Linked DNA regions of Mus musculus: region 1 is linked to region 2. A link is a contact called in ENCODE Hi-C or POLR2A ChIA-PET data. All regions are on one chromosome and are shown on one strand. Each heading gives the region's core, a stretch centred on a gene start or an enhancer-like site at or near the end of the contact. The rest is flanking DNA. Distances are from core to core; before and after follow the strand shown. Region 1 overlaps Ankrd28 (ankyrin repeat domain 28). Region 2 holds the start of Hacl1 (2-hydroxyacyl-CoA lyase 1).

Region 1 (6,612 bases), core at 2,818-5,317, 57 kb before region 2:
TAAAATTACAGCTAAATTTTAATGCAATAAAAGTTTGGTATAATAGGCATTATGTACACATCAAATTGCCAAGGACCAAATAACATACAGATTTTTTTATTAGAACTCCATTTTGTGGAAACGGAAATAGATGAAATGAGAAGTCGTCTAAAGCAAACTTCAGTGCTTCTGAAAGTGAGGCCAGATTCGGTTTGGTGTTGGTTTTTATAAGAAAGCATCTACTGTATTAAGCCATGAGAGGAAGCAGATGTATTTTTACATTTTTTAATATAAAAGTTTTTAAATTCCACTTTTTATAGACTTCAGAACCAGTTAACTGGGTGCAGCGTGGTTGAAAGTACTAGAGACAGACGCAGATGAAGTCAGGGCTGTTGCCCACGATTGAGTGGTTTGCTTTTAAATTGAATTGTTTTTGTTTAAGGAATTCCATAGAGGAAATTTTTAATGAATTTAAAAAACAGACTATTTCACCTCTTGTAATGCAGCGGTCCTGGAGAAGGGACATCTGAGCCTCTCTGTGCGCGGCACACCTGCATCACGTTAGTTACTTTGGGACCTCTACCTTTTTTGGCTGGAGGAATTCTATTGTCATTTATTTTAATCTTTGAACTTTAAAAACAAGAATCAAAATTTTAAAAAGTTTGAAGACTCTTGTTATGAAACATTGTCGAAAGCTGGTTGTGAATTCTATACAAACTGGGATTGTAAATGTTTTATGTAAAAGAAAATACTTAAAAATGTACCTGCTTCCTCTCCTGCGTCCTCACAGCACTGGAAGGTTCTTGAATGCATCCTTTCCTTTGTTGTTGTTGTTGTTGTTGTAGTCGTTTGTTGTTTTAAGACAGGGCTCTCTATGTGTAGCCCTGGCTGTACTAGAGTTTGCTTTGTAGACCAGGCTGGCCTCGATCTCACAGAGATTCACCTGTCTCAGCTTCCTAAGTGCTGGGATTAAAGGTGTGCACCACCACTGCCTGGCTTCAGATGTTTTCTTTATAAAAATCAACATCAAACCATTTGGCTTCCTTCTCAGAAGCATTGGAGTTTGCTTTAGATGATGACTCATAACATAAACAGAATCAGGTCATTTGGAAGGCATTTCTGTACTGGGCAAGATTTAAAATACTTCAGGCTTTAGGTCCTCCTGAGATCTAGAGTAGCGGGTGTGCAGCTTCTTACTGTCAGAGCTTGCCTGCCAAATTGAAGACTGCCTTTCAGGTAACAGAGAAGAGGCTGACAGTAGGCTAATTTTAAATTACACTTTTCTGTGGTTCTTTTATTGTAACTGTCACTTTCCCAGTAACAATGATTTTACATTGGGGGGAGGGGTCTTACTAGAGCTGGGTAAAGTTCCATACATTGCAACAAAATGATACCCAATTCCATCTTACCCTTTTTGTATTGTGAAACTGGAACTTTATGACATTGTAAATTATCAGCTGGTTTTTCTGAATATAAAGTGTGAAAACACAGAACAGTATTTTGATCTATTTGATAATTTTGTGGGTTTTTTGAAGAATTAATGAGCATGTACATAGAAATAGTGACTGCTTGAATCCTGTATTTACTTGCACTCTTTCAGTACATCAAGATTCCTGTATATTTTAGAGTATAATAAAACACAGACGTGAGCTGTATTTAATGAATAATGTATTTGTATCTGTGCATATTACTTAAAAATCTATAAAGTTTCTAGGGCATTGACTACTAGATTTTAAGCATTTTTCTAAAATATTTGCAAAATTATAAATATAATCTCCATCTTTTCTTTATAATATAAAGGAGTCGTAATGAACCCTTCGTAATTAATAGTGGGAGAAGGGTAAATATGCATTTTAAAAGACCGTAGACTACATTTCTATTGTACCTTTTAAAAAAGAAAACTCAAGAGGATTCTAAAAGTATACCATATGTGTGCTTTCTCTTTCCTTTTAGGAATTCTCTTCTGAATTCCCTGAGGGAATTTTCTAGAATCTCAGAATTGAAAGAGACCTGAGGTCCATCCAGTCTAACCTCTTAAATGCAGGAGTCCCTTCTCCAAGGTTGTCTTTCCACCTTGAACACTTCCAGTGACTACCTCACGAGCAGTCCATTCATTGTTGAGCAGCTCTGTTAGGAAGGTCTCCTTAATGGAGCTGAAGCCTCCCTCCTGGTAACTTCTGTCCTTGGGCCCAGCTCTGTCCTCCAAGGGAATGCTGGAAGGATGACTTTCCACCCTCTGCCATGTCTTCTCTTTCACAGGCTGAAGTGATTTCCAGATGGACTCATTAGACACATTGTCTGCACATCTATTGAAGTCAAATGTGTAGCTATAAAGTAACAAACTCATCTTTTAATTTATCCTCATATGTATGTAGAGACCAAGATCCTGCATCACTTTAAGTAAAACACTCGGGAGGTGGTTTGTGCTGTTACCAGCCGACTAGAAAAGCTGTTCCTTTGTGGTAGTTTGTCTCTAGCTTGAGCAACCCACTTCCTTTGGTGTGCACTGGAAGAGGGAAATTTTGAAGTACTATCCCAGAAAGTGTTGACTAACACCAGTATTTGGAATAAATACAGGAGCACAGCATAGCGCCATACGTTACTTTATAGTTACATACACCTATAGTGTGCACAAAGCATTGGTCCTGGTGGGTCGGTTGTGTATTTATCCTCGCCCACAAGGGGAAAGTCTGTCGGCCTTTAATTTCTGTGAGAAAGGTGACATCTAAGATATGTGTTACAGAAATACCAGCTTTTGCTCAGAAACAACTTTGGGGGAGATAACGATGACAGGTGACCTCAAACAGTGCCATTTAGTTCAGAGATCTCTAAATGTAGCTGTAAATTTGGGGTTAATTTGGCTTCAAATATTGGATCTTTTAAATGAAATAAAAATTTTTAATGTAAAAAATCAAGTGTCTTTCTTTTTTACATATAAAGAACTTTTTTCTTTAAAATGTGTTAAGTTACAGCAGGTTTTTAGACAAGTTTTTTGCAGGTTGTTAGTGTGTTTCCTACAGCCTAGAATGAATTCCTGAGTGTTCCTACTCCACGTCTAGGTGCTGCATCACCTACAGGTATGTGCCTCCATCCCCAGCTCTGATTTTTGTCCTTTAAGAACTCAGTGGCTTCTTAGTAGTTATTTTAGACTTTTGTACTTACCAAAATGAATCTTTCACATGTATTAACTCAACAAGTATATGTTTCTTACCTGCTATGTACTTGAGTATCAGTGGGCAGAATGGTGGTGGTGTCCTTTAACGGCTGACGGTTTCATCATGTAAGCAAAAAGTGATAAATAGGACTGAGATAAGCCACCACCGAGGAAGGCAGGAACAGGACACCTAAGCGAGCAGGAAGGCAGCGGGCTTCATGGTGGAGGCAGCGCAGAACCTGGACACTGGGGACAAGTCTGACTGAAGCAGGTGAAGAAGGCCTACGAGATTTCCTAGGTGCAAGAGCTTGGAAGTGCTTGGAAGAGGGCAGATGGGGGCACGGTGCTCTTCAACACGAGGTGTTCCTATGTGAAATGAGAGCGTAACAAGCTATACAGAGCTTTGATAACAGGCATTAAAAACAGATAAATATTAGTAGCTGCTTGGGACCACAGATAAAGGAGTTTTAATAATCTTTGAAATCATCTCTGCAGGTAACAGTAATAGAAAAGGCCAGTACACTGTTGATCATGTACCAGGCAAAGACGTAAATGCTTGAAATATGTTATCTCTTAATCCCCATGACTATCCAATGAGGTAGGTACTATTAATAACATTTAACACGTGGAGGAAGACAAAATAACTTTTGACCACAGTCTTGATTTTTAAAACCTGACTTCAGCTGCAGGCAGTCCTCCTCCTGTAGTGCTCTCTAATGCGTGTGCTGATTCTCTGGTTTTTGTCTTGACTTCAAAATTGTTAAATTCCCTTCAGTTTTATTCTCATAGCTCAATATCTTTAGAATAAACAGGAATGTGGTCACAGCCAGTACTGGACACCTGCTGCTTGCAATGGAGCTGAGGTTCTGGGTATAGAGAAGTAAGGGGGAGGGAGTTGTCACTCACCCTTGTGACAGAGTGGAGCCAGAGAGCCTGCCATCTGCTCACCTCAGTCACTGTTGCCATCATAAGCACCATGCATCTCACTTGCCTAAAATAACCCTCATGCCTTTGTAGGTTGGCTGACACGGGCTTGTTGGAGGGGCTGCTTCAAGCGGGAGCCTTCAGAGGGCTTTGCCACCTCATAGGAGCCGACCTTCATCTGTTTCATCTTGATCCTAGGTTGAAATACAATAAGTTACATGGAAAGTTCTCATAAGCCTGGAAGGAATTCTGAGCACACCGACATGATTTGTCCTCTGAGCACCACATCTGCTGCCTTTGGGCTTAGCCTCTGGGACAGGGGAGCATGGTTTGGGAGCCACTTCCACAGTTTAGCTAGTCCTGAGATGGTGTGCTGGCCAGTTGGTTGCACCTGGAAGCCTTCATTTCATCCCTATACCCTCTTTTTTGTTTCTGTGCCCTACTTCCTGTTTAGTTTGTTTCCTGTGAGACAGGACATGAAACGTGTAATCCCTGCCCCTACCTTCTGGGTGCTGTGCAGGTGTGTACCATGTTCATGTTCAGTTCTTGACTCCGTCTATGTGGGTAGGATCTGGAGCTTGGAGAACTAGTCTCTTTCCCATCTCTCTGCTCGGCTCCTCCAAAGCAGATACTAGACTAAGGGAGATGAGAAGGTTTGGGTAGTGGCTGCCTTTAAAAATCAGAAAAGATGATGACATACAGTGTTGTCTTGACAACAGCTTTCCATCCCCAGCACCACCGTGTCCCATCCCTGCCTCGTTGGTTCTCTGGGTTGTTTCCTGTTTCCTTCTGGTTACCTCACTCTTGCATTCTGAATCCTGGTTGGTTTTTGTTTATTGTTTTGTTTAAGAAATAAAATGCTTTTAACATATTAATTGTAGATGATGGGCTATATTTCTGTCTGCTGTTTTTATTTTGGTTTTTACCAAGGCACAAAGTTTTACTTCCCCAGAGGGTTTCTAATTCTGCTCCTGTCTGCTCTCTTCATTCGATTTTGAAACAAAATTTGAGTAGTGACTTAAGCTTAAAATATCCCTTACTATTTTAAACTAAAAATGAGTTTCGGGGTTTTTTTTCCATTAATTTATTAACTTTACATCTGAATCGCAGCCCCGCCCCTTCCCCTTCTCTGAGAAGGGGGAGTGCCCCATTGAAGGCCATGCAGGAGGAATCACATAGAATGCAGCCCGTAGGTTACCACAGCTACATGGGTGAGACTTGGCATTGCATGACCCAAAGGGCCACGTGTCCTGAAGACTTTATACTGTTATGGAGTTCTGCTCTGCTTCTGCCCTCACATCCCTCTTTTTTCTTTCTTCTTCTTCTTTTTTTAATCCCTCTTAATCGAAGAGTTATATGAAAACTTTAAGAGGTTTTCAGTTCCTCTCTGGCCAGTATCTCTGACATTCGCAGTGCCGATGCTTGATCTCTTTCAGGCATTGCTGCGAGGACAGCCAAGGCTACACAGAGAAACTGTCTCAAAAAAACCAAAATAAAATAAAATAAAATTGTTAGTGAGGCTAGGTTGAGATGGTTTTACTACTGGCTTTTATGGAAAAAAATCTTAGAAAGCAGACTAAAGTTCAGAAAGACACACTCTTACTAGTTAAGCAATTAACTAATTAGGTAACCAGTTAGTTAAGGTGAGGGAGCGAGAGCAGTGGCAGCACTGGCTGACATGACTCTCTGAGGCTGGACTGGTGGTGATTCATTTCTTAGTCCATTTTTGCCCTCAGCTTCAGTTGCTGATGAGTGGATGTGCATTGTGAGGACTTAAGGTAGATATGACTGGGTTTATCTAAAAGCTTAGATTTGTGATTCTTTTAAGATTCTTGGAAGATTACTTTTAAAGATAATAAAATAATTACTCCTTTCTTTGTAACTGCAAATTGCTGCCTGCTAGTAAGAGAAACTGGCTGAGAAAAACTACCTTGCTTGCTTTTATACTTTGTTAGTCTATAGCAAGTTGCTTAGTTATAAATGTACATGGGTTTGGGGAAATAATTTTTCTTTACCTGTACTATGTAATGTTATTTCTTGTAAAGGTATTGGAGAACACATTGGTTTTTTTCATAACCATTCACTAGAAGAAAACTAAAAGATAATCACATTGTAATTTTATAATGCTTAAAAGATTTTGCTGAGATACATAAACTGGAAGAAATTATAGTGTGGGGATTGGCATATTGTTCCTTCCATCCATCCACTATGTATATGTATGTATGTGTATATGAAAAGTTTGTGTGAGTGGAGGTTGGAATACTGTTCCTTCCATCCATCAATTATGTGTATGTAGATATATATATGTAAAGCTTGTCTGGGTGAGCAGTGGTGTATTCATGTATGTATGTGTGAACTGCTTGGAGCCTGCTTGCTGGAGCTTTGCTCTAACCATTCTATGTGTAATTATGTATATGTCTGTCTATAGTTATGTATGTATGCATGCATATATGTATATATGTGTATATGAAGTTATTGGACTCTGCCTTTTGTTTCATCCACTCAGAGAGAGAGAGAGAGAGGAGAGAGATTTTCTCTCTTCCCTTTCCCACCAG
Region 2 (7,326 bases), core at 4,109-6,608:
TCTAAAGTGATCAGATGTACCTAAAGGGAAAAGAATGAGCTGTTACAAATGGCGTTTGAACAACTATTATGACAAATGGACTATGATGAAAAGCATTCCGTCAGTTACCTCTCTATTTCCTCATAATGTAATTTAACTCAGAGTCTGGTCTAAGTCCAGCCATGTCACTTGTGTCTCATGGGACATTACCACACATACAAAGGCGTACACAATAGGTCTTGTTCTTGCATGAAGAAACAAGTTGTCTGGATGGTGAGATGCCAAGTGCCCAGGACGGCAAACTTGTTTGCCAGCTATCGGTGTAAGAGTCATCTAGTTGACAAGCAAATGACATGGCCCCATGAGTGAGCGGAGCTAGAGTGATGACAAAAACAAACAAAACAAACAACAGCATGTCGTTTCCAACTGAGAGAAAATGGCAGTTCTCACGTAATGATGAAACGAAGTTCTTACAGCTTTGGAGAATAATTTGACAACTTCTGATAAAACTGAAAATGACCCCCCTCCCCCCATGCCCATATTATACATAGAAACTCTCACATGGGTGACAAAGATACTTTCAGAGAACACTACTCATACCCTGAAAAGGTAACGTGAACATCTGCTACTGTTTGAACGCGCTCAACACAGCCATGCTGGGAGGTGTCTGAGTTATCCATCCACACGAATGCGTTTGGTGTAGAGAGAAGTTAGCCATCTCTAGCTTGGCCTGCTGTTTCTCTCTTCTTCATATATCTGCTGCTGGCCTTTCTGCTCTGAGGCCCTCATCAAAACCAGATGCTAGCAATGGGCTCCTAGACTTCTGAGCTGCTAGACAAATGGGTGAAATAAGCGTCTTTATGAATTACTTAGCATTGGCCAAGGTTGGTAGAGCAGACTTCATAATCCCCAGCTGCTTGGGAAGCTAAAGCAAAAAGATCACCAGTTCAAGGCCTGCCTGGGCTACAAACTCACAGACCCTGTCTCAAAGTACAAAACAGGGGAAAGGTCAGAGATCTGGTTCAGTGATAGAGCAACTGCCTTCCCAGCACCACAGAGCAAATAAATAACTGCTACTCTCGTGTACTCTCTCACAACAGAAATAGATTAAGATCCTATGGAAAGTGGATAATGCGGGTACCAGAAACATTACATTCAAAGCAATGGCTCCCTCTGTAGGATGGGAAGGGAGATGCAGTCAGGGAGGGGCACAAAGGAGGCCATTTGTGTATTTATGGACTGACTAGCTGCTGGTTTATGGTATGTAGTAACTTCTCATCCTTCCATGTGTCTGAGAGATATCATAAATATTAACTATAATAAATCAGTAAGCCCCAAGAAGGAGCTCAAAGGTTATGATGAAGAAACAAGTTTATGGACTTAAGTCTTTCATTATGAAATATTCCCAGTCCAACCCCACACTCTGGGAACTTTGCAGTTTTATTCCAAGGAGAAACACTCTGTTGCTAAGCCATACCACGCCTTCATGTCACACCTAGAATTGTCACCGTTTTATATACAAAAAAGAAAATCACTGTGGTGGGTTATTGCTAATGTGAAACTCTCTCAACTTCACAGAGGGGAAAAAAAAAAACAGATAAAACAGGGAAACCAGACTCTTTCTATTTTCTTTCCATAGTGCTCATTGCTTCAGTGCTAGGTCATGGGGACATTAAACTGCAAAGCAAAGTTGAGGCCTTGGGCAGGAATCCAGCGTTCTCTAGGTCAGAGGCTACCAGGGAAGCCTGCTCAGGGCCTTTCAACTCTTACTGCTGAGTTATATAAAAGCTGTCCCTGACAGCTCCAGAATATAAACCTGTTTTTATTTTTGTTGTTGTTGTTGCTTCAAGCCTAGCTCTAAGCCTTGCTTCTGTACAGTTCATAAATCTTTTGAGAAGCAAACAAAATCAACTCAGTCAGTTTTACTCAACGGCCCACGTTATTACATCATTTTCTGCCTGTTCAGCCTCTGTTGGCATGTTTCCTTCAGCAAACTGCCTGCGGTATACTTTTAAGTGTTGTTTTGAAAGATAGTGCTTTATATAAGTTTCCTTTTTATTTTTATTAAAGATTTTTATTTATTATTATATCTAAGTACACTGTAGCTGTCTTCAGACACACCAGAAGAGGGCATCAGATCTCATTACGGATGGTTGTGAGCCACCATGTGGTTGCTGGGATTTGAACTTCGGACCTTCAGAAGAGCAGTCGGTGCTCTTAACCACTGAGCCATCTCTCCAGCTCCTCCTTTTTTATTTTTATTCCTGGCCTTTTGATCGCAGGTGGCATAGTGCTGTAATCTCAGGTACTCCGAAGGCCGAGCCAGGAAGACTGGATAGCTTAAAGAAACCTTGTCTTAATGTAAGAAGGCAAGCTACTTTACTAAGCTACTGGGCAGTTACTATAGAGGTATAGATAAGAAAATTAGCATTGGTCAGGGTTAAATCAGACTTCATAATCCATTAATACTATAGTGGTATTGTATACTATAATACTATATAGTAATACTATAGTGGTATAGTATAGTATATTATAGTTGGTATACTACACTATAATACTATACACATCATATGGTTGCTGGAAATACATAGTAATACTATGGTGGTATAGTAGTAGCTGCCTAGCATGCACAAGATGCTGGTTCAATCCACATAACAGAAGACATGTATTCAATTTCCATTTTCTATTAATTGTCAACCAATTTCATTTTTAGCCATTCTACAACTTGACACAGCCTAAAATCACCTGAGAAAAGAGGCTTCATAGAGAAACTCACGTTACCAGGTTGGTCCGTGGGCAGGTCTGCGAGGGCCAAACCAAGAGGAATGTTAACCAATGCAGAAGGGCCTAGCCACAAGACAGGTGTCCTGGGCCGTATGAGAAAGCTGGCTAAGCATGAGTCTGGGAGAAGCCAGAGAGTGTGCCAGCAACTAGGTTCTTCTGTGGTTCCTGCCTTCAGTTCCTGCCCTGACAACTGTCTCACAAAGATGGTCTGTGACCTGGCAGTGTAAGAAAAAATAAACTTCTGCTCCCTAGCATGCGTTTACTCCTGGTATTCTCCATAACGACAAAATGAAGCTGGGAGGACAAATAACCCTGATTCTTTCTTTCTTTAATGACCAAGCACTACATTTTGGCAAAGCGTGCACTGGTTTTCACAGGTTCAGTTAGGTTAGGTTTAAAAACGAGCACAGGATCCCTAGTGTTCTTGTGAACGGACTGAGATAAAAGTCAGAATTTGGGGGCCCACGGAGTCACTGCCTATAGCAGCTGCCTTCTTTTGAAAGTTCATCTTCCCTATGCATATTACAACTCTTTTTAAAATATGATTTATTTTTGAGACAGGGTCTTACTGTTGCCCAGGCTGGCTTCAAACGTGAGATCCTGTCTTAGCTTCCTTGAGTACGGGTCCCATAGGTCGGCCTCACCACACCCGTCTTACAACTCTTTCTAGATCATCCAGCTACTTTGAGGTTATCTTCACCCACTTGGAAGAAAGTTGTCAAGCAACTCCTCACCATCCCAGAGCTAGATCCCTAAAGCAATCACTATCTGGACTCTGAGGCCTGGATTTGCTCTGTGGAGAACAGGTCACTAATGCTATTAATTATTATTAATTAATTTAATTATTAAGGCTTTATTAATTATTATTTTTCATGTTTATGGCTTATTTGCCTGCATGTATGTCTACATAATACGTGTGTGCCTGGTGCTCTCAGAGGCCAGAAGAGGGCATTGGCTTTGCCAGAACTGGAATTACAGATGGTTGTAAGACACTATGTGGTTGCTGGAAATCAGGTCATCTGGAAGAAGTCACTGCTCTTAAACACATCTCTCCAACCCCTGCCGTCTGATTTTTAAGAAAGTTAAAATTTAGGGCCTGAGATATAATTCGGTGGTAGAGTGCTTGACTAATATGTGCAAAGTCCTAGGGTCAGTCACTAGTATTGCTTTTATGACTTATTCTTTCTTTGAGTAATTAAAAGACATGGTCTCTCTACATAGCCCTGGCTATCCTGAAACTCACTAGGTAGCCCAGGCTGGTCTCAGACTCGCAGAAGTCGACATGCTCCTGCCTCCAAGTGCTGGGATTACAGATGTGAGCCACCACATCTGGCGCTACGATGCCAAATCTCACCAAAATAACAAATAACATTTTAAGCATACTGCCAACAAAAATAACAGGGAGTATGATTAACATATTCCAAGTCCACACAGAGTGCTCTGTATAAATTACAGCGCCTGGGATCCTTACACTGAAGTTGGATGGAACAGCAGTGACTTTGCACTTGGAAGACAGTCACGTCACTTCTGCTTAATCTCTACAGGCAAGGGAAGCAAGGCCCGCTGTACCTTGAACTGCTAGGCGAAGGCAATAACCAGCTCAATGAGTTTTCTCTTTGCCAAATGGCAAAAATGGCCAGTTGAAGACTGATCCTTAATAAATATAAACCAACCAACCAACCAACCAACAAACAAACAAACAAAAGCCCATTCGATCTGAATCACAGTGATTTGTTCCCATCAGGGTCCAGTTTGCCCTTCATAAAGTGTTCTGCCAGTAATTCTGAGAAAGCAATCGGTGTTAAGGGGCCAAGAATCCACTAATGTCTACAAAGCACGCGATGCCAGGGGTCAAGCAGGCTAATCCATGAACCAGTAAGTAGAAAACCAACACTATTACTTTGGTAAAAGTTAAGCAATCATACATTAATTATTAAGCAATGGCTCTAACAGACCTTAGTGATACCCAACTGGAACAAAATAAGTAAATATAAACCAGGCAGAGGGCAGGAGCAGCTACGGTGTTAATAAGTTTATCTCTTGAGCAATTTTGGTGTCATCTCTGATTAAGAATACACCTCTGCTCACAGACTTCTGGAACGTGCACATGATGTGGGGTGCAAAACCACAGAGTTATAAAATCAGAGGGCACAGGAGCACGACACTGTACCCAAAAGCCTGTTTTTTTTCCAACTTTACACTCTCCAAGTTACCCGCGTCCCAGCAGCCTTTGCGTAGCTTGCCTCCAATCAGCGGGAAGCCCCGGCGAGGGCGGGGAGGCGCGGTGGGGCCACGCCCCCTCCTCGCCTGGTCTCTGCAGTCACCCTCCAGATGTGCCATCCCCTCCATACCGGACTGAGCTGTATCGCTACCCTAGTGGAGGACAAAACCAAGGCGAGCATCCTCAGAGATTGGGTTTCTTACCTGCTTCGCATAGGACGCGGCCTCCGGCTCGTCCCGCCTCCTGCTGATGGCGGAGTCCGGAAAAGACTGACTGGAGAATGGGCGTGCTTACATGATCGCCTCACCAAGGACTGACTTCTTGTCCCGCCCCTTCTCCCCTTTGCTTAAATCCGTTGGGCTGCCCTCCTGTCTGTCAGAAGCGGGTGTCACCAACAACAACTCTTAGGCTAGTGAAGCTGTGAGCTGCGAGAGTGCCTTGAAGTAACTTTAGGTGGAAGATGCCAGAAAGTAACTCCGCAGAGGGTAGCGACAGAAGCGAGGAGCAGGTGTCTGGTGCTAAAGTCATCGCCCAGGCTCTAAAAACTCAAGTACGATGGATCCCTCGGGTGTGAAAGGCTCTACAGAAGCAGACGGGGACCTCGCGTTGTCCTAGAGACGGAGGGCAAGGAGGCGGGGGCGGGGGTCCTGTAGGTCTTTCCTTTGGACCCCCCGGGAGGGCAAGAAGGCTGGGTCACCTGATGATAGTTGTTTGTTGCCCCTTTTCCCTCCTACCCTCAGGATGTGGAGTACATGTTCGGTGTCGTAGGCATCCCCGTGACCGAAATCGCCCTTGCTGCCCAGGAACTGGGCATCAAGTACATTGGGATGCGGAATGAGCAAGCGGTGAGTCTTGACACAGGGACCAAATGGCAGCCATTCGATGCACACAGCGTCCCATCGTTTCTAAAGCATTGCACGTACCACTGTTAATCCTCCTTGACAGGAAAATGAGAAGAGAGAGACTAAGTTAAACTTGCCCAACGCGAGTCATTTGGTAGTGGCATTTGAACTCAGGTATTCTGAGTTTGGAGCTATGCTTATACCTTTCTACCGTAGTGTACTCTGCCACATCCAAATATCAGAATCGAAAGGGGTAGTCTTACTTCACTACTAGACTGTTAGTTCTAGCAGAGAAGGCATATTGATTCATCGCTAGGTAAGTGTATTGCCAGCATCTGATGTAGTTCCTGTACATGACAGGTGTCAGAGAGTGATTAGTGATTGAAGGCCAGGACTCATGCAACATAAAGTGGAAGACATTATAGACGGCAGTGCCGTCATTGGAACTCAGGGCTCTCAAACCCCAGTTTGGTGCTTTCCCTCAGCATTATGCCTCCCTCCTTTGGGGTCTTACCTGGGAGAGGGAAAACCAAAGGACATTTTATGAACCCACTTAAAGTATTTTCTCTGGCAGCCCAGGATTACCCTCTCTTAGCAATCCAGGCAAAAATATCAAGTATCTGGTGCAGATGAAGTGGTTCAGTGAAGTTCTACAAAGCCACGTAACCTCATAACCTGAGTGTAATCTCCAGGGCCTGTATGGAAAAATGAAGGCGGTTTCTGATTTATGATTCATGTTGTCCTTGGACCTACACACACACACACAGGCTGAGTTAAATTGTTTTGGACCTACACACACACACAGACAGGCGCTCTCTCTCTCTGTCTCTCTGTCTCTCTGTCTCTCTGTCTCTCTGTCTCTCTCTCTCTCTCTCTCTCACACACACACACACACACACACACAAATAATTTAAAAGATTAAGAATTGGGGCTGAAGACTTAGCTCAGCAGTTCATAGTACTTGTTGCTCTTTCAGAGACCAGGATTTGATTTCTGGCATCCACGTGGTGGCTCCCGACCTCCCATAACTCTGGTTCCAAAGGATCTAACGATTTCTTCTGACCTTCATGGGTGGCACACACGATTCACACCCCCCCCCCACACACACACAGCTGTCCCTTCTGCTGCCGTCACTGCTGTCCTGATCCACGCTCTTGACCCCTTTTCTCTGCCATCCGATGTGAGTTCCATTGGGTGTGGCTCATTTGCTTTCAAATCCCCACAGTACTGACTTGACTTGAGGTCTCTATGTAATCTAGGTGTGTACTACACTATTTGCTAATTGAAAGACCTTTATCAATAAGGCTTGAAAGTTATAGGGAGTGTTTTTAATCAGAAAACTGGTAGGTATTAATTTGTGTTGTTTACACTTTTATTCCCTTACCTCTTTGTTTTTTCCAGTGCTGGGAATTGAACCCAGGCCCTTGTGCACACTAAAGCAAGCACTCTGCCACTGAGCTGTACCCTTACCTCTCAGTTTTCCTATGTGGAATAACCTTC

Evidence for each region. A loop is a pair of places that touch in the nucleus more often than their neighbours do. ChIA-PET counts read pairs that join two places held with the same protein, here RNA polymerase II (POLR2A).
Region 1: a map of mouse trophoblast stem cell shows a loop between it and region 2 (3-fold over the local background). The contact joins the enhancer-like site here to the promoter of Hacl1 in region 2. A Hi-C loop is called at or near these places in 1 of 37 maps with a recorded cell type or tissue (mouse trophoblast stem cell). POLR2A ChIA-PET finds 5 or more read pairs at or near these places in 1 of 5 experiments (embryonic stem cell).

Annotation. Positions count from the first base shown.
Region 1 is chr14:31,695,046-31,701,657 of GRCm38, reverse strand. Ankrd28 (ankyrin repeat domain 28) reads left to right here. Exons shown (of 28, transcript NM_001024604.2): 28 at 1-1,643. Among named protein-coding and RNA genes, the nearest start is that of Btd, 57 kb to the right of the region's middle. Within about 2 kb of position 4,067, at least 1 of the 3 ENCODE cell types and tissues checked has a DNase peak (open chromatin) inside an H3K27ac peak, as active enhancers do.
Region 2 is chr14:31,638,997-31,646,322 of GRCm38, reverse strand. It overlaps Hacl1 (2-hydroxyacyl-CoA lyase 1), which reads left to right and starts at 5,358. Exons shown (of 17, transcript NM_019975.3): 1 at 5,358-5,534; 2 at 5,725-5,829. The coding sequence starts at 5,445. Btd (biotinidase) reads right to left here and starts at 5,266. Exons shown (of 4, transcript NM_025295.4): 1 at 5,188-5,266. The coding sequence starts at 5,198.